3 separate regions of the Homo sapiens genome follow, and regions 1 and 2 are each linked to region 3. A link is an interaction called in ENCODE POLR2A ChIA-PET data of the cell type or tissue named here. Cell type or tissue: MCF 10A. All regions are shown on one strand. Links, peaks and the distances in the headings refer to the core of each region. The heading gives the core; the rest is flanking DNA.

What was found. Peaks named below come from ENCODE experiments on the same cell type or tissue, not always from the same donor. Only the 100,000 strongest peaks of a DNase experiment are listed, where the experiment ranks them.
Region 1: POLR2A ChIA-PET joins it to region 3 with 5 read pairs; 2 of 35 experiments call an interaction of 5 or more read pairs at or near these places.
Region 2: POLR2A ChIA-PET joins it to region 3 with 6 read pairs; 5 of 35 experiments call an interaction of 5 or more read pairs at or near these places.

What each region holds. Positions count from the first base shown.
Region 1 is chr12:51,458,675-51,463,674 of GRCh38, forward strand. SLC4A8 (solute carrier family 4 member 8) reads left to right here. Exons shown (of 25, transcript NM_001039960.3): 8 at 1,277-1,434; 9 at 2,530-2,617; 10 at 3,636-3,782; 11 at 4,940-5,000. Among named protein-coding and RNA genes, the nearest start is that of SLC4A8-AS1, 36 kb to the left of the region's middle. In MCF 10A, for the core only: no CTCF peak of the experiment used is centred there; no DNase peak of the experiment used is centred there.
Region 2 is chr12:52,983,990-52,990,499 of GRCh38, forward strand. No RefSeq gene overlaps it. Among named protein-coding and RNA genes, the nearest start is that of EIF4B, 19 kb to the right of the region's middle. In MCF 10A, for the core only: no CTCF peak of the experiment used is centred there; no DNase peak of the experiment used is centred there.
Region 3 is chr12:52,029,546-52,036,055 of GRCh38, forward strand. It overlaps LOC124902934 (a long non-coding RNA gene), which reads left to right. Exons shown (of 2, transcript XR_007063311.1): 2 at 3,223-3,928. It also overlaps a transcript of NR4A1 not described here. Among named protein-coding and RNA genes, the nearest start is that of NR4A1, 19 kb to the right of the region's middle. RefSeq lists a silencer at 3,452-3,781. In MCF 10A, for the core only: no CTCF peak of the experiment used is centred there; a DNase peak (open chromatin) is centred at 3,536.

The sequences.
Region 1 (5,000 bases), core at 1-5,000, 570 kb before region 3:
CTTCAAGGCCTAAGGTTCCTTTTAGTGGAATCCAGAGTTTAATTGCTGGAATCTGGGTAAGGTTTAGTGTTTCAAGACTCTTTCCCTAAGACTAGAGCCCTTTCTGCATAAAAGGGGGCCCATCTCTGCATGTCTTTTCCCTTCTCCTTCAGCCTGGATGAAGCTGACTCAACAGTTTCTTTCTCCAGATTCAACATACTGAAAACTGGGACTAGCTGCTTAGAATCTTCCCTAAAACAGATCTCTTGATTTTTCAATTATTTTTTTGGTACCTGCTCTCCAGCAGTTCCTTCTCACCCCCAGGGGTTTTGCCAAAACAATATTTTGGATATCTATTTAGAGACAGATGTCTCCTAAAACTAACTCTTGGTTGAAGCTCTCCTTGAGGACTGTGACTTTGGTATCTGAGGCCTTCTGTAGCAGCAGTGTCTCACTGCAGCTTATGGTCCAAGCCTTGGTCTCCCTGCCTCCAGCCTCTCCTTGCTCTGGTCTATCTTTGACACTGTGTTTCTAAAACACAGATAGTGTCATATCACTTCCTCTGCTCATAAGGCTTCCCATTTTATTTGGAAAACCTGAAACCCCCGACAAAACATTTGAGTGTTTAAAAAGGGAAAGAATGTGACCCAGAGCTTCAGAAACATTTCTCTTGGAGGAAGCTTGGGGGAATGGGATTGAAATCAGAATACCTGATTTTAAAATCCGAACCTATACCTTAAAAGCTCTGTGGTCCCGGGCAAGTCAACTTCACCTCTCTGGGTTTCAAATACTTCATTTTTTTTTTTTCTTTAAGTGGGACGAATACAATCTGTCATATCCTCCTTCTGGGGTTTTTGTAAGGATCAAATAAAATAAGAAAACATTTGCTAACCATAAAATGACATATGAGTGTAAGATATATTTTAGGTGATGGGGCCAGGTGCAGTGGCTAACGCCTGTAATCTCAGCACTTTTGGAGGCTGAGGCGGGTGGATCACATGAGGCCAGGAGTTTGAGACTAGACTGGCGAAAATGGCAAGACCCCATCTCTACTAAAAATACAGAAAAATTAGCTGGACATGGTGGTGCATGCCTGTAATTCCAGCTACTAGGGAGCCTGAAACACAAGAATTGCTTGAACCTGGCAGCAGAGAGCTGTGAGCTGAGATTGCGCCACTGCACTCCAGAGTGGGTGATGTAGTGAGACTCTGTCTCAAAAAAAAGTAAATAAAAAATTTAAAAACGATATTTAAGGTGGTGGTTCCCAAGTTGTCAGATGTTTCTTTTGGACTTTCAGGTAGACCTTCATTTCATGAAAAAAATTCCTACTGGGGCCGAGGCCTCCAATGTCCTGGTTGGAGAGGTGGATATTTTGGACCGTCCCATTGTTGCCTTTGTGAGGCTGTCTCCAGCTGTTCTTCTCTCAGGCCTAACAGAAGTGCCAATCCCAACAAGGTAAAGGCAAAGATAAAACTCATGCATTCTATCCAAAATTCAAATTTATGTAGTGCTGGTAGAAGAAACCACTTAATACTGAAATTTAGAATTAATTAATTTTAGGAATGGTGTTTACAATTCAGCAGAAAAGCCAGATGTGCTGGTGTGTGCCTCTAATTCCAGCTACTAGAGAGGCTGAGGTGGGGGATTACTTGAGCCCAGGAGTTTGAGCCTGCAGTGAGCTAGAATCCTAGGATAGCACCATGGCACCCCAGTGTGGGTGACAGAGTGAGACCCTGTCTTTTTTAAAAAAAAAATCAGCAGTAATCTCAGAAAATTGAGGTATATTTGATTAACCACCATGAAGAGGAATTCTGAGATTTATTTCTAAGGCTATGACTGCACAGTATCTATAGCCTTGGAAATAGAGAATTGAAGACCATTCAAAGGACATAGCAAGGGCCAATAACTTGTTAAAATAGGAAGCCAAGTCTTATCTTCTCAGTTCTGTAGAGCCATATTCCAGGGGAACGTCTCTGAATAAAGGTATTTGTTTCCCTTTGCACAATTCTGGCATGGTTTGTATGGTTTGCAGATATGCAAACATTTGTTCAAAAGGCTATTCATGCGCTCTGAAGGTGGTGATGCTGGTGATTCAGAGCCCTGCTACTTACAGAGAGTATTCAGATGTCCAGAACACATTTAGACTCCTCTGTAAGGCTTGATCATTTCAACTTCCTTATCCCTCTCCTCTCCCCATCATTTTCTGATTAGAACAATAAGTGGAATTCAGACAACCTTGAATTTGCACCACAGTGCCATGTTTTGAAAAAGCATCTTTTCTACAGCTAGGAATTGTGTCTATGGAAACCCTAAGAAATGTAATCACATTATTGAATGATGCCGCACAATAGCTTCCAATGCCCATAGTGGAGCTATTATTAGGTCAAGGCAACTCAAAGTGCTCCTTCATTACTGTCTTCTTTTTTTTTTTTGAAGGTACAGTGATGATTTATGTACGATAAGAGAGAGAAATCTTATACTGTTTAGAGAGGACTAATGGCACTTCTTTATATTTACTTACATAATTTCCTCCTCTGTGTGTTTTGCCAGATTTTTGTTTATCTTATTGGGTCCAGTAGGGAAAGGTCAGCAGTACCATGAGATTGGCAGATCCATGGCCACCATCATGACAGATGAGGTATGTGCAACTTTTGCTTCAGTCTTCCATCTCATAAATATTTATTGAATATTTACTCTGTGCCAGGCAATATGCTAGTTATTGGGGATAAAATACTTTCCATTGCAATATCTGCTGGGAAGTAGTTCAGGGTACTTCTCTGAGAGCCCAGTGTGGAAGGACCAAGCTCTAGAGGATTTTTCTTCCTATGTTATCTCTCCTTTTTTGAGTAATCAAGAATGCAGAGAAATCTTTTTCTGGGGAAACTATTATTGCCAAGTAGGATATATAGAGAAATATATTAAGGTTGGCTTAACTTTCAAGAGAAGATGGTTAATTAAATACATTCAAGCTATTTACATAAAGAAACCTCACTCCTGTTCCACTAAATGAGACCAGTTTGTATAAGGTCATGGGTGTGACCTCAGGCAGTGTAGTGTGAATGTCTTGACTAGTCTGTACCAAAACAACCAGATATTTTGACATTTTGACATTGAACCCACAGTGCATACTCTGGTAAGGACTGCACTGCTCGGTAAGCTGCAAAGTAGGGCTTTCAAGGCATATGCCTTAGGCGGCAGAGGGAGGTGTGGCCTGTTTTTTATCAGCTTTCTTTGATTGAGAGGCTTAATTCAGGAAGGACCTTCATTAGTAATTCCATCCAGTGTTTCCAACCTTTAAGATCAAGAAAATTTCCCTCTCAACGTGGGAAAGCTGATTAAAATTTTTTTTTTCATATATCTTGCCTTTCCTTCCATCCTTTGTGGAGATAACATAATTGTACAACTTTAGACTCATGTCTTATCTCTTCTTATACTAGCAGACATGTATTTAGTTCTTTTAATGCATCTCATTTCCACGCTTGTTTTTTAAATCCTTTTATCCTTGCACTTCTCTAAGTGCTAAAGTTTTCTGCATCTCAGATCCCCGTGACAGAGATAAAAATCAACAGGTTGTATTCATTTTTCACCATATCCATTGGTGATTGTTTCATGTAAAGTTACTTTTAACTTTCCTGAGGGTTTTCTCTTCTCTGTAGATTTTTCATGACGTAGCATATAAGGCAAAAGAGCGAGATGATCTCCTGGCGGGGATTGATGAGTTCCTAGACCAGGTGACGGTGCTCCCTCCAGGAGAGTGGGATCCCTCCATTAGAATTGAGCCACCCAAAAATGTCCCTTCCCAGGTAATGTATGCACATCAGCCAATGTGGCTATTGTCACTTACTGACTGCCCACCATGGACAAAGCAAAGACCATGTGGGTATATGCTAAATATATCAAGATGCAGCTCTGTTTTGGTGCACCTAGAATATCAAAACAATAATAAAAATGAATCTGGGCTGGGTGTGGTGGCTCACACCTGTAATCTCAGCACTTTGGGACGCCGAGGCAGGTAGATCACCTGAGGTCAGGAGTTTGAGACCAGCCTGGCCAACATGGTGAAACCCCATCTCTACTAAAAATACAAAAATTAGCTGGGCGTGGTGGTGGGTGCCTATAATCCCAGCTACTTGGGAGGCTGAGGCAGGAGAATCGCTTGAACCCGGGAGGCGGAGGATGTAGTAAGCTGAGATGGTGTCACTGCATTCCAGCTTGGGTGACAGAGCGAGACTCCACCTCAAAAAAAAAAAAAAAAAGAATTTGCATAGCATAAATTGGCTCAGGTGTGATGGGGTCAGTCAGGATTACCTGGGAATGAATTTTAAGCCAAATTTTGAAGGAATAATGTGAAATAGAAGAGAGAAGGGAGAACATTTCTTGTGACTACATTGTATACAAGTCATCAAATGAAAAAAGCAAGTTGTATAGAGAGAGCAGATAGAATGTCTGATATTTTTCTGACATATTAGAGATGGGAAAGGAACTCCTACTGTGTATTAGACAGCAGCCAGGTGCTTTATATATGCAAATTCAGCCTTCCCAGGAACATCCCTCAAAAGATATTGTTATCTCTAGTTTTACAAAATGAGGAATAAAACTGTCTTCTAGGGCAAGATTTTAAGGTAAAGTAAGATTACACAGAGGCAGATATGAAACTGGAACTTAGGTCATATCTAATGCCAAAGCCCCATTTTTCTCTTTCTAGGCAAGGCTTAGTTAGGAGTCAGGTACTATGGAACAGGAAGAGAAATTATGGGGTGTGTGTGTGTGTGTGTGTGTGTGTGTGTGTGTGTGTGTTTCGGTAAAGTCAATAAACTGCATCAAGTCAGTAAGTGTATTTGAAAGCTACAAACACGGGCATTTTTGGTTGCTTTTGGGTTATCCCATTCCCACTCCCTGCTGATAGCAGGACGAAAAGATAGATGTTACCTTTACTAATTTTGTGGTCTTCTGTTAAAAGGAGAAAAGGAAAATGCCTGGAGTTCCAAATGGAAATGTTTGCCACATAGAACAGGAACCAC
Region 2 (6,510 bases), core at 671-5,670, 950 kb after region 3:
ATATACAATGAAAAGAAAGTCTTCCTCCTACCCAGCACCCAGCCCCACAACCCACTCCAGAGGCAACCATTATTTACAGTTTTTCAACGTATAGGTGGATATCATTTTAACCTAATTTTACAAATGAGGAAACTGAGGCTTAGAGAGGTTGAGTGGCTGTCCTGAGATCACGGGCCTGATGGAGCTAACAGAGATGATATCAGATCTTGTCCTTGACACTGCATTGCCACCCTAACATCATCCTGCTTCACACATACATCCTGGGTATGCATCCTGGACTGAGAGTCCTCAGAGGGCAGGAGTTGCCCATGGAACCTGCTAGGGGCAGTAGTCAGCACTGGGCCACTGGGTGCTACAGCAGGAGGCCTGGGATCTGCACCATGATTAAGCTGCTGTGTGATGTTGAGCAAATCTCTTGATTTCCTCACTTGCCTTTCTTTCTCACTAGGCTATATTGAGATTTAAACAAGCCAAGTAGAAAGATGATTGGAGAGTAAAGATGTCATACAGATTCAAGGAGGGGTGAGGACAGATATTTAGTATAGGGTTAACTTTGTACTTTCCTTGGAGCACACGTGTCCATGTTCAGATACTTTACAGATACTTTAACTTGAGCACATGCGTCCTTGTTCAGTTCCTTGAAAAGTGTTGCTTGTTCACTGCCTTTCTTCTTTTTTTTTTTTTTTTTTTTTTGAGACAGAGTCTTGCTCTGTCACCCAGGGTGGAGTGCAGTGGCGCGACCTCAGCTCACTGCAACCTCCACCTCCTGGGTTCAAGTGATTCTCCTGCCTCAGCCTCCCAAGTAGCTGGGACTGTAGGCACGTGCCACCACACCCAGCTATTTTTTGTATTTTTAGTAGAGACGGGGGTTTTACCGTGTTAGCCAGGGTGGTCTCAATCTCCTGACCTCGTGATCCACCCGCCTCAGTCTCCCAAAGTGCTGGGATTACAGGCGTGAGCCACCGCGCCCAGTGCCTTTCTTTCTTTTTTTAGACAGGGTCTCGCTCTGTCACCCTTGCTGTAGTGCAGTGGCACAGTCACCACTCACTGCACACTTGACATCCCAGGGCCAAATGATCCTCCCACCTCAGCCTCCTGAGTAGCTGAGACTACAGGTGTGCACCACCACACCAAACTAATTTTTTATTTTTTGTAGACATGGAATCTCACCATATTTCCCAGGCTGGTCTCAAACTCCTGGGCTCAAGGGATCCTCCCCCTTGGCCTCCCAAAGCACCGGGACCACAGGCACATGCCACCATGCCTAGCTAATTTGTTTTTGTTCGTTGGTTGGTTTCTGTAGAGATTGGGATCTCACTATGGCTGGTCTCAAATTCCTGAGTTCAAACCATACTCCTGCCTTGGCCTCCAAAAGCACTGGGACTACAGGTGTGAACCACTGTGCCCGGCCTTCTGCCTCTCTTCTTTTTTGTGTGTGTATCGGGGTTTCGCTCTTGTTGCCCAAGCTGGAGTGCAATGGTACGATCTCAGCTTACTGCAACCTCGCCTCCCAGGTTCAAGCAATTCCCTGCCTCAGCCTCCCAAGTAGCTGGGATTACAGGCATGCACCACCATGCCCGGCTAATTTTATATTTTTAGTATAGACAGGGTTTCACCATGTTGGCCAGGCTGGTCTCGAACTCCTGACCTCAGGTAATCCACCCGCCTCGGCCTCCCAAAGTGCTGGGATTACAGGTGTGAACCACCGTGACTGGCCTTCTGCCTCTCTTCTTTGGAAGAGGGTTGACTTCCATTTCTCTACAAGCTTCAAGCCCAGTACAGGTAATAAGCCCATCAAATTGGCTGCACAACCACCTAGAAGGTTTGGGGCCAAGCCACATACTCAAGTAATGACACTTCTTTCAGGGAGCAGCACAGGGCTCCCAACCCATTTGGGACACAGGACAGCCGAGGCAGAAAATTCAATCGTGGTAGACAGTGTATCTCTCCAAAGAAGAAACACTTGTCTTCTGCCTCCAGCTGACATTCTGTGACTGCACAGACAGCACTATGTCAATTTAGCTATTACTACATAAAAAACCACTCCAAGACTTAGAGGCTTAAAACAATAATTAGCTCACAACTCTGCAATTTTAGCTGGGCTCAGCTGAGCAGTTCTGTTCATCTCACTTTGAGTTGCTTAAGTGGCTACAGTCATATGGATCAGGATGGTCTATGATGGCCTCACTCACATAACTGGCAGTTAGCTGGGATTCTCAGCCAAAGCACCTCACTTCTCCTGCCTGTGGCTCTCCAGCAGAATAGCCTGGGTTCCTTGCCTGGTATCAGCAGGTTCCAAGAGAGTAAAAGTGGAAGTCACAAAATCTTCCAAAGTCTAGGCTCCAGAAGTCACATATTGTCACTTCTGACACATTTGTTAGCCAAAGCAAGTCACAAGGCAATGCCAAATTCAAAAAGTAGGAAATAGACTCTACCTTTTGATGAAGGCACTGCAAAATATTTTGGTCATGCTTTTCAATCCATCACACACTTTCTAATCCATCATTCAATAATTCTCCAATCAAGCAGCCTGTACTTATTGAATACCTAACATACCTAATACCTAAATATTGTGCTAGATGGCAAAATACAAAAGAATGCTAAGACCAAGTCTTTGCTGGAAAAATTTTAAAAGATCTTAAAATGAGCTAAAGATTACTGGGTACCTTTTTAGTGGAATGCTGGGCTTTGTATAGAGAACTTTCAGTGTTATTTGATTTTGTAGTGGTCTGTGTCTTTGTGTTTTTTTGTTGTTTCTTTCTCATTTTATAAAAATAGTTTGTTTCAAAGACTCAATTGTCCTTCAACTTCTTTTTTTTTTTTCTTTTTTCTTTTTCAGACGGAGTTTTACTCTTGTTACCCAGGCTGCAGTGCAATGGCGTGGTCTAGGCTCACTGCAACCTCCACCTCCCAGGTTCAAGAGATTCTCCTGCCTCAGCCTCCCAAGTAGCTGGGATTACAGGCGCCCATCACCATGCCTGGCTAATTTTTGTATTTTTAGTAGAGACAGGGTTTCACCATGTTGGCCAGGCTGGTCTCGAACTCCTGACCTCAGGTGATCTGCTCACCTTGGCCTCCCAAAGTACTAGGATTACAGGCATGAGCCACTGCACCCAGCCCCTTCAACTTCTTATTTTTGGATATACCAAGAATATAATCAATGTGCTCAATATAATTTTTGACTGCTTTTGACTAGACTCTTATAGCTCTGTAAGTTTAAAAAAAAAAAAAACTGATGGTAGGCCAGGTGCAGTGGCTCATGCCTATAATCCCAGCATTTTGGGAGGCTGAGGCGGGTGGATCACCTGAGGTCAGGAGTTCAAGACCAGCCTGGCCAACATGGTGAAACCCCATCTCTACTAAAAATACAAAAATTAGCTGGGCGTGGAGATGCACAGCTGTAACCCCACTTACTCAGGAGGCTGAGGCAGGAGAATCGCTTGAACCCAGCAGGCAGAGGGTGCAGTGAGCCAAGATTGCACCACTGCACTCTAGCCTGGGCGACAGAGCAAGACTCTGTCTCAAATTAAAAAAAAAAAAAAAAATTAGCTGGGCATGGTGGCAGATGCCTGTAATCCCAGCTACTTGGGAGGCTGAAGCAGGAGAGTTGCTTGAACCCGGGAGGCGGAGGTTGTAGTGAGCCGAGATCGTGCCCCTACACTCCAGTCTGGGTGACAGAGTGAGACTCCATCTCAGGAAAAAAAAAAAAAAAAAAAAAAAGAAAGAGAAGAAAGAAAGGGAGGAAGGAAGGAAAGAAAAAGGGAAAGAAAAAAAGAAAGAAAGAAATGTTTGTAGGTTGGGCGCAGTGGCTCACGCCTGTAATCCCAGCACTTTGGGAGGCCATGGTGGGCAGATCATGAGGTCAGGAGTTCGAGACCAGCCTGGCCAACATGGTGAAACCCCGTCTCTACTAAAACTACAAAAATTAGCCAGGTGTGGTGGCGGGTGCCTGTAGTCCCAGCTACCCGGGAGGCTGAGGCAGGAGAATCGCTTGAACCCAGGAGGCGGAGGTTGCAGTGAGCCAAGATCGTGCCACTGCACTCCGGCCTGGGCAACAGAGCGAGACTCCATCAAAAAAAAATACAAAAATACAAAAATTAGCTAAGCATGGTGGTACATGCCTGTAATCCCAGCTACTTGGGAGACTGAGGCAGGAGAATTACTTGAACCCAGGAAGCGGAGGTTGCAGTGAGCTGAGATCATGCCATTGCACTCCAGCCTGGGTGACAAGAGCGAAACTGTGTCTCAGAAAAAAAAAAAGAAAGAAAGAGATGTTTGTTGTTGGCCGGGCGCGGTGGCTCACGCCTGTAATCCCAGCACTTTTGGAGGCCGAGGTGAGTGGATCACCTGAGATCACCTGAGGTCAGGAGTTCGAGAGTAGCCTGGCAAACCTGGTGAAACCCCGTCTAAAAATATAAAAATGAGCCAGGTGTGGTGGTGGGTCCCTGTAGTCCCAGCTACTCCGGAGGGCTGAGGCAGGAGAATTGCTTGAACCTGGGAAGTGGAGGTTGCAGTGAGTCGAGATTGCACCAGCCACTGCACTCCAGCCTGGGCGACAGAGTGAGACTCCGTCTCAAAAACAAAAAAGAAATGTTTGTTGTTTAAGCCACCCTGTCTATAGTAATTTGTTACAGCAGAACTGACTAAGACAGACACAAGATCAAGGTGGGAGAAAGTGTAACTTGACCCAGCTCTGTGATGAGTTTATCCATAGCTCCTTCCTCTATTACATTTACCTTTGATTTGTCTATTAGATAATACTCCACTATTTATATATTCATTACTCATTTATCCACAGATATACAATAAAAACATTAATCAGGTGAATTACTTTCTTATCAATACCTGCCAAGAAAATACAACTAACTATAAATTTGTAATAAACTCCCAAGGGGCAGAGGTTGGGTTTTTAGTTGCTTCTCAAACATACCCCATCATTCAAAAGTCTGAACTGGAAAGTAAGAAGGAAAAGAAGGAGAACTTTAGTATGCTAGTGTCAAACAAGCCTGTCCTAATAAGCAACCCCAAACTGCTCTCCTGTCTGGGTCCAGAATTGGGTTTGGTTTTGAAATACCACGTGGGAAATTTCTAGCCAAAGTCCTCACCAGTTCCTCCTTTGACTAACAATCTCCAACCCAGGAAGTGGGAACTACAGAGTCTTTGGTAGAGGTGGTTGGATTTACTCAAGAAAAAGCCCCACCTGAACTCCCCAAGCAGAAATCTTCATTAGAAAAATAAACAAAACGACCGGGCGTGGTGGCTCATGCCTGTAATCCCAGCACTCTGGGAGGCCGAGGCAGGCGGATCACGAAGTCAAGAGATCGAGACCATCCTGGCCAACATGGTGAAACCCCATCTCCACTAAGAATACAAAAATTAGCTGGGCGTGGTGGCACACGCCTGTAGTTCCAGCTACTCAGGAGGCTGAGGCAGGAGAATTGCTTGAACCCGGGAGGCAGAGGTTGCAGTGAGCTGAGATCACACCACTGCACTCCAGCCCAGTGACAGAGCAAGACTCTGTCTCAAAAAAAAAAAAAAAAGTAGAAGAACATTAAAAAAACAGGTTTAGGCTGGGTGCAGTGGCTCACACCTGTAATCCCAGCACTCTGAGAGACCAAGGCAGAAGGATCACTTGAGGCCAGGAGTTTGAGATCAGCCTGGGCAACATAGCAAGACACCCATCTATACAAAAAATTTTAGAAGTTAACTGGGTGTGGTGGTGCATGCCTGTAGTCCAGCTACTCAGGAGGCTGAGGCAGGAGGATTGCTTGAGCCCAGGAGTTCAAGGTTGCAGTAAGCCATGATTGCACCACTGCACCCTAGTGTGGGCAACAGAGCAAGACTCTGACTCTAAAAAACAACAAAAACTGCTGGACGTGGTGGCTCATGCCTGTAATCCCAGCACTTTAGGAGGACGAGGTAAGTGGATCACCTGAGGTCAGGAGTTTGTGACCAGCCTGACCAACATGGCGAAACCCCATTGCTACTAGAAATACAAAAATTAGCCAGGCATGGTGGTACACACCTGTAGTCTCAGCTACTCAGGAGGCTGAGGCAGGAGAATTGCTTGAACCCAGGAGGTGGAGGTTGCAGTGAGCCAAGGTCGCACCACTTCACCTCAGCCTGGGCAACAGAGCGAGACTCCGTCTCAAAAAAAAAACACACACACACACACACACAAAAACAAACAACAAAAAAAAACCAAAACAGAAATGAGGTTTACATGTTACAAGGCCCTGAAGAAGAGGAAAAAAACTGTGTATAAAATACCACCTGGATAAAATAAGCCAAATACACAACTAAATGGGAGACCAGGCCAACAGGATGTCTTGGGAAGATGTCTTGAAGTAGGAGGGGCTTCTCCTGCAAAGGATTTGGCAAGACTAAGAGGGAGCAGGCATTCCAGATGAAGAGAATGATGAGTAACATGGAAAAGCCCAGCGTCCGCTCCGGGCCAGGCAGAAGTTGAGGTGACAGATATAGTAGGAAAAGCAAGCTGAGGGCAGTTCA
Region 3 (6,510 bases), core at 665-5,664:
GGCATGGTGGCATACACCTGTAGTCCCAGCTACTTGGGAGGCAAAAGTGGGAGGATCACTTGAGCCAGGGAGGCTGAGGCTGCAATGAGCTATGGTTGCATCACTGCATTCAAGCCTGGGCAACAGAATGAGACCCTGTCTCAAAAAACAAAAACCACACACACACAAGACAGAACACCAGAGAGCTAAGGAATACCTACCCCTCTGCCATATAAACCTGTGTGGGGAAGGGCTTGGCTTCCTTCAGTTCCCTCCCGCCTGCCTCATGTCTCTCCAGGCACTCTCCCTTGAGGGTTGTCACCGGTAACCAGAGCTGGCTCCCCTGGTGAGAGCAGGAGCAGCGTTACTTAGCAACAGGCACAGCACACAAAATCCAGCTAATCTGGGCTGCCCCAGTGGCCAGCCCTCCTACAGCCCTCAGGGCGGTGGCTGCTGGCCAGCAGCACACCCCTAGAAGTGGACACTTATAAACTTCTGCATCTTTCTACCCCAGCAAACCCTAAGTTCCAGCTTGGGCAAGAAGGACTCTTGCACACAAAGGCACAAAGACATGGGCAGGGTGTGGGCACAGGCAAGGTCTTCAGGGAATGCTGCTGCAGGGGCATTTTCTCCGCCCTCCCTGTCCCTCTCCCCTTCCTTAGGCCCTGTCTCCCTTCACAGTATCTACAGAACTCTCTGAGGCGGGGGTCCCAGCTCTGCAGCAAGCCATGAAATGAAGGGCAAATCCCTTCACCTCTGGGTAGCTCAACTTCTCTGGGAAGCAATAACATAGCAGCTCAGTGTAAGGACTTTGAGGCCACACTGGTCTGGATGCAAATCCATGCTCTGCTACTTCTCAGCTGTGTGACACTGGACATGTTTACTTAACCTTTTATTTATTTTTTATTTTGTATTATTTTTTGAGACGGAGTCTTGCTCTGCTGCCCAGGTTGGAGTGTAGTGGTGCAATCTTCGCTAACTGCAACCTCCACCTCTCAGGTTCAAGTGGTTCTCCTGCCTCAGCCTCCTGAGTAGCTGGGATTACAGGCATAGGCCACCATGCTGGGCTAATTTTTGTATTTTTAGTAGAGACGGGGTTTCATTATGTTGGCCAGTCTGGTCTCGAACTCCTGACCTCATGTGATCCGCCTGCCTTGGCCTCCCAAAGTGCTGGGATTACAGGCGCGAGCCACCACACCTGGCCTACTTAACCTTTTAGAGCCTCAGTTTCCTCAATACTAAAATAGTGCCCACCTTAGATGGCTGCTGAAAGAAGAGACAAAGGAAAAAAGTCATCGGCACAGAGTCTGGCACAAGGGCCTGTGGATTGGGCTGAGTGCTCCTCTCGCGCATCCCCAGCTCTGTCCCCCTTAGTCACTGGCCTCCAGCCACTTGCCTTACTCTGCTGCTCTAACAAGCTGGCACTCTTTCATTACTGTTTCCTCTCCCTGCAACTTATCCCTTTCCCCTAACTCTCCACCGACAAACTCCCCTCAGTTTATTTATTTTGAGATAGGGTCTCACTCTGTCGCCCAGGCTGGAGTGCAGTGGTGCTGTCACAGCTCGCTACAGCCTCAGACTCCTGGGCTCAAGTGATTCTCTCACCTCCGCCCTGAAGTAGCTGGGACCATAGTCCCGTAACACCAAGCAGGCTATTTTTTAATTATTATTATTACTTTTAGTAGAAACAAAGTCTCCCTTACGTTGCCCAGGCTGGTCTCAAACTCCTGAGCTCAAATGATCCTCCCATCTCGGCCTCCCAAAGTGCTGAGATTACAGGCATGAGCCTCCAGTGGTGCCCAGCCTTCCCTCAGTTTAAAAGCTACTTCCCGCCAGGCACAGTGGCTCACGCCTGTAATCTCAACACTTTGGGAGGCCGAGGCGGGCAGATCACATGAGGTCAGGAGTGTGAGACCAGCCTGGCCCACATGGTGAAACCCCATCTCTACTAAAAATACAAAAATTAGCCAGGTTTGGTGGCATGCGCCTGTAATCCCAGCTACTCATGAGGCTGAGGTAGGAGAATGGCTTGAACCTGGGAGGCAGAGGTTGCAGTGAGCCGAGATCATGCTACTGCACTCCAGCCTGGGTGACAGAGTGAGACTCCGTCTCAAAACAAACAAACAAACAAATAAAAAAGCTACTTCCTTGGAGAAGCTTTCTCTTATCCATCCCTTGCGAAAATTACAGCTGCCTGTTAAATATCTCACTGACATCCTCCATTTCATTTTCTCTTTATGGTTGTGATGGTTAATTTTTTTTTTTTTTTTTTTGAGACGGAGTCTCGCTCTGTTGCCCAGGCTGGAGCGCAGTGACGCAATCTCAGCTCACTGCAACCTTCGGCTCACTGCAATTTCCGTCTCCTGGGTTCAAGCAATTCTCCTACCTCAGCCTCCGGAGTAGCTGGGATTACAGGTGCCCGCCACCACGCCCAGCTAATTTTGTATTTTTAGTAGAGACGGGGTTTCACCATGTTGGTCAGGCAGGTCTGGAACTCCCGGCCTCAAGTGATCCGCCCGCCTCGGCCTCCCAAAGTGCTGGGATTACAGGCTTGAGCCACCGTGATGGTTAATTTTAAGTGTCAACTTGACTGGGCTAAGGGATGCTCAAATAGCTGGTAAAATGTTATTTCTAGGTGTATTTGTGAGGCTGTTTCTGGAAGAGATTAGTATTTGAATCAGTAGACTGAGTAAAGAAGACCGCCCTCACCGCTATGGGCAGGCATAATTTAATCTGTTAAGGACCTGAATAGAATAAAAAGGCAGAGGAAGGGCAAATTTGCTCTTCTTTGAGGTGGGACACCATATTTTCCCTGCTTCAGACATCCATGCTCTGATTCTTGCACCTTCAGACGCGGACTGGAACTACTCCAGCTTGCGGAGGGCAGATCCTGGGTACTTCTCAGCGTCCATAATCATGGGAGCTAATGCCTCATAATAAATCTTTTTCTATATCTCTGTATATCCATCCTATTGGTTCTGTTTCTCTGGAGAACGCTGGCTAACACCATGGCACTTACTGCTTATGTGCAAGATTGTTGAACATTCATCTCTCCTACTTGGCTGTCAGCCCGGGGACAGGAGCTGTGTCTGTTTTGTTCTGTGCTGTGCTGTGTTTCCAGTGAGAGGGCTGGCCTAGGTGTTTCTCCGAAGTATGTTCCAGCTTTCGGTACCTCTTTATTTCTTATTTCTTCCTTCCCCTGCTCTCCAAGTTGACCTAAATAGTTTTTGCACCTTTTCTTAGGTTCACTGAATCTCCAAGCAGCGAGGTGTATCTGGAAAGACAGCTCAAGAATTAAGGGTGCTCACCCTTAATTACACTCCATTTTCCTCAGGACAGGCTGGAACAGATTTGGGATGGCGAGCCCCCAAACCAGCACTCTACAGATTTCGGGACCCCTCTTAACTCATTTCCCCCATCCTCCCAATGACGTCTATTCGCCTGCAGCAGACCCGAAGGAAGCTTCGGCTCAATGGTTCATTTGCATGCGCCCGTGCTATTGGTCGGAGGGGCGGCACCGTAGCCAATGGTGTGCAGGGGTGTTGACCGAGCCGCAGCTCTGCGCCGCCGGGTGAGGTAATGGAATCCTGGCTGGACCTGCTGCGGCTCCCTCCGGACTGGCTAGTGACGTAGCGGCTTCCCCGGCCCCACCCCGCCCAGCCCGGCCGCCCCCGGGAGCGCAGCTGGGGCTCGGCCCTGTTCCTTCCGGCCCGGCGTTCCGGTCGCGGGCCCCTCAGGGAGGACCCGCCGGGCCAGATCCCATCTCTGGCGACGCGGAGAAAAATCTGGAAGCCGTCGTCGGAGGATGACCAAATCCTCGCTCCTCTGGGAGTGCGATTACGGGCCTCTCACTTCGTAAATCACGCAGGCCTGAAACGCTCACATTTGTTTACCACGAGCATGTTTGATTTTGTAATTTAACAAATAAAATTGCAGAGGATTTTTAAGAGCCCTGGCCTGGATTTAGGGGAAATCTCGCATTAATTCCAGCTCTGCCATTTCCGGTCTGGAGACCTTGGCCACTTTCTCTTGGGGCCCTGACGCCTTCCATGGCAACTAAGTAGAGCAAACGTGGAAGTGCTTCGAAAACACCAAGTGGGGTCTCCTCATCCTTATGCAATCTGGAGAGTGTAACCCCATCTGGGCGGTGTCTCTGGACAGCCCCTGAGCCCTGAGACAGCCCCAGGAAGACCCGTCTTTGTGTCTCTATTTTTTCGGCCCTTAAATTGCTCTTAAGCCTGGGGAGAGGTCGGGGGACCCCGGCCAGGTAGTTCTTGATCCTCAAGAAGAGGAAGGAAACCATGAAGGGAATCCCTTCCACAGCCCCTCTCCTTATTCAGGGCCAGGGCCTGAGCAGGGGAGCCCCTTCTCTGCCCAAATGCCCTAGGGAACCCCCTTGACATCCTTTTACCCCCGCCCCCGAGGGCCAGGATGGAGGTGGAGTGGAAGGGTGTCTCCTAGGTGGGGTGGAGTTTCAGATGCTGTGAGATGGAAGGGCACCTGGGGAGGGCCACTGAGAGTCTGGCTTATGGTCCTGGGTCCTGTGGCTTACCTTGGCCCACTACTTCCCACCCTCAGGATCTCAGCCCTGCCCTGCCGCATACCTAAGGTTTGGGGGCAGCCTCTCTCCTCCATGGAGTGCCTTTTCTCTATACCCTGCCTGGTCCTGTCTCTTCTTTCACACTGGGCCCTACATTCTCTTCCTCCAGGGAGGCCTCTTGAGACTAGTCCTCTAGATTCTACCCCAATGCCAGCTCAAGGCTTCTTGGAGGCCACTTCTTGGATGTCCTGGCAATGTTTCCATACCTATTCTTGTGTCCTGCCTCCCCATCAGACTAGGAGCCAGCTTTCTGTGTAGGAGCTTGTCCTCTAGGAACCTCCCACAATGTGGGGCGTCACTGGCCATGGTGGCCTGTCTCCCCTCTGCTCCGACTCCCTGGGCCATGCACGTTGTTCACCTTTTCTCTCCTCACCTTTCCTATCTGCAATAGGGGCTGTGAAGCAGTGCCTGTAGAAAGGAGAGGAATTAGATATGAAGGAACAAGAGGCTGGGTAGAAAGAGCACTGGCCTGGGAGTCAGAAGACCAGGGCTATGGAGACAGAAGACCAGGGCTATGGTTCTGGCTGGGCAACTCACTAGCTGAGTGACCTGGATCAGGGAGACAACAACAGGGCAGACGTTTACTGGACATTTGTAATGACTAAGAAGCGACATTGCTCCTATCTGTGCAGCCCCCACGGCCCCCAGTATTCCCAATAAACATACTGGCTGGGCAAAGCTAGGGTAAGCACCTTGGATGTACAGCTTCAAGACAAGGTCCCAAGTCCTCCAAGTCCTCCTGTATGGAAATGGCAGATCTGCCATGATGTGCCAGACTCCGCTTCATGCTTTATGTCTGCTCTCAAAGAGGCACTCTCATGGCAACCCTGTGAGATAGGTTTCTTATCATCTTTGTGTTTGAGGTGAGGAAACTGAAGCCCAGAGAGGGCAAGTAACTTCCCTGGAGTCATGCAGCTGGTAAGAGGTAGAGCCTCTTGTGGGTTAGGGAAATGAGACTCCTAGGGCAGAGCAGGGAGGAGAACTAACTCTGAGTGCCTGCTGTGTACAAGGTACCTCCACATCTGTTCAGTCCTCCGACAACCAGTGTCCATCCCAGACCTCTAGAGACTGCTTCTTCCACCATCTCACGCCGCCTCCACATGCCACCCAAAGCGTGCGTGTTCTGGCATTCCACATTTTAGAATATGTTTTATTTGATTATAAATAGGAGAATATATAATAAAGACAAGTTATGCTAAAAGTATTTATGGAAAGGAGAGACCTCTGTGGGCTGGAAGCCTTCATGGAAAAACTGGTAACTGAGCCCTTTTTTTCCCTTCCTGTCTAAATAAATGTATTTCTCCCACACAGGCAAATATTTTAAAATGTATTTCAAAAGTTAGACTTCTGGAAAAAGAAAGGAAAAGAGGGGGTGGGGTAGCTGCTCCTCTAAGAAGCCCATGTGAAAGAAGCTGCTGGGGTAGGAAACAGGAGGGCACAGGGTGAGTGAGGAAAAGTCAGTCCCTTTCCCCCACCCCAACGCCTTGTCATTTTTGAAGCCTCAGTTTCTTTATCTGCAAATTGACCTAATACTTGAACCTGGGAGAGAAATGTACAGGTTCTTGGGATGTGATTTTGAGAGACAAACTCTGCAGAGGTTCTTGGAATCATTATGAAGAATGAGAGAAAGGGAATTCTGAGTTGCGCCAAGAGTTTAGGATTTGTCCAGCAAAGGATTTCTGGGGGTGGGCAGTGGGGTGGAGAGAGGAATGCAGCCCCTGGAATGAGGGCTGAGTGGAGGTGTGGGGCCTCTTTTGGAGAATTTTGAGCACAGAAGAGATTCTTTGCTGCGTGGGGCCTGGGCTGGGTGCTGGAGATTGTATAGCATGCTCATAATTTAAGGTGGCTCCAAAAAGGATCAGGGGCTAGTGGCTGGCACAGCAGAGCACATGACTGGATCCTCCCTAATGGGTGTTCCCCAATGACCTTGC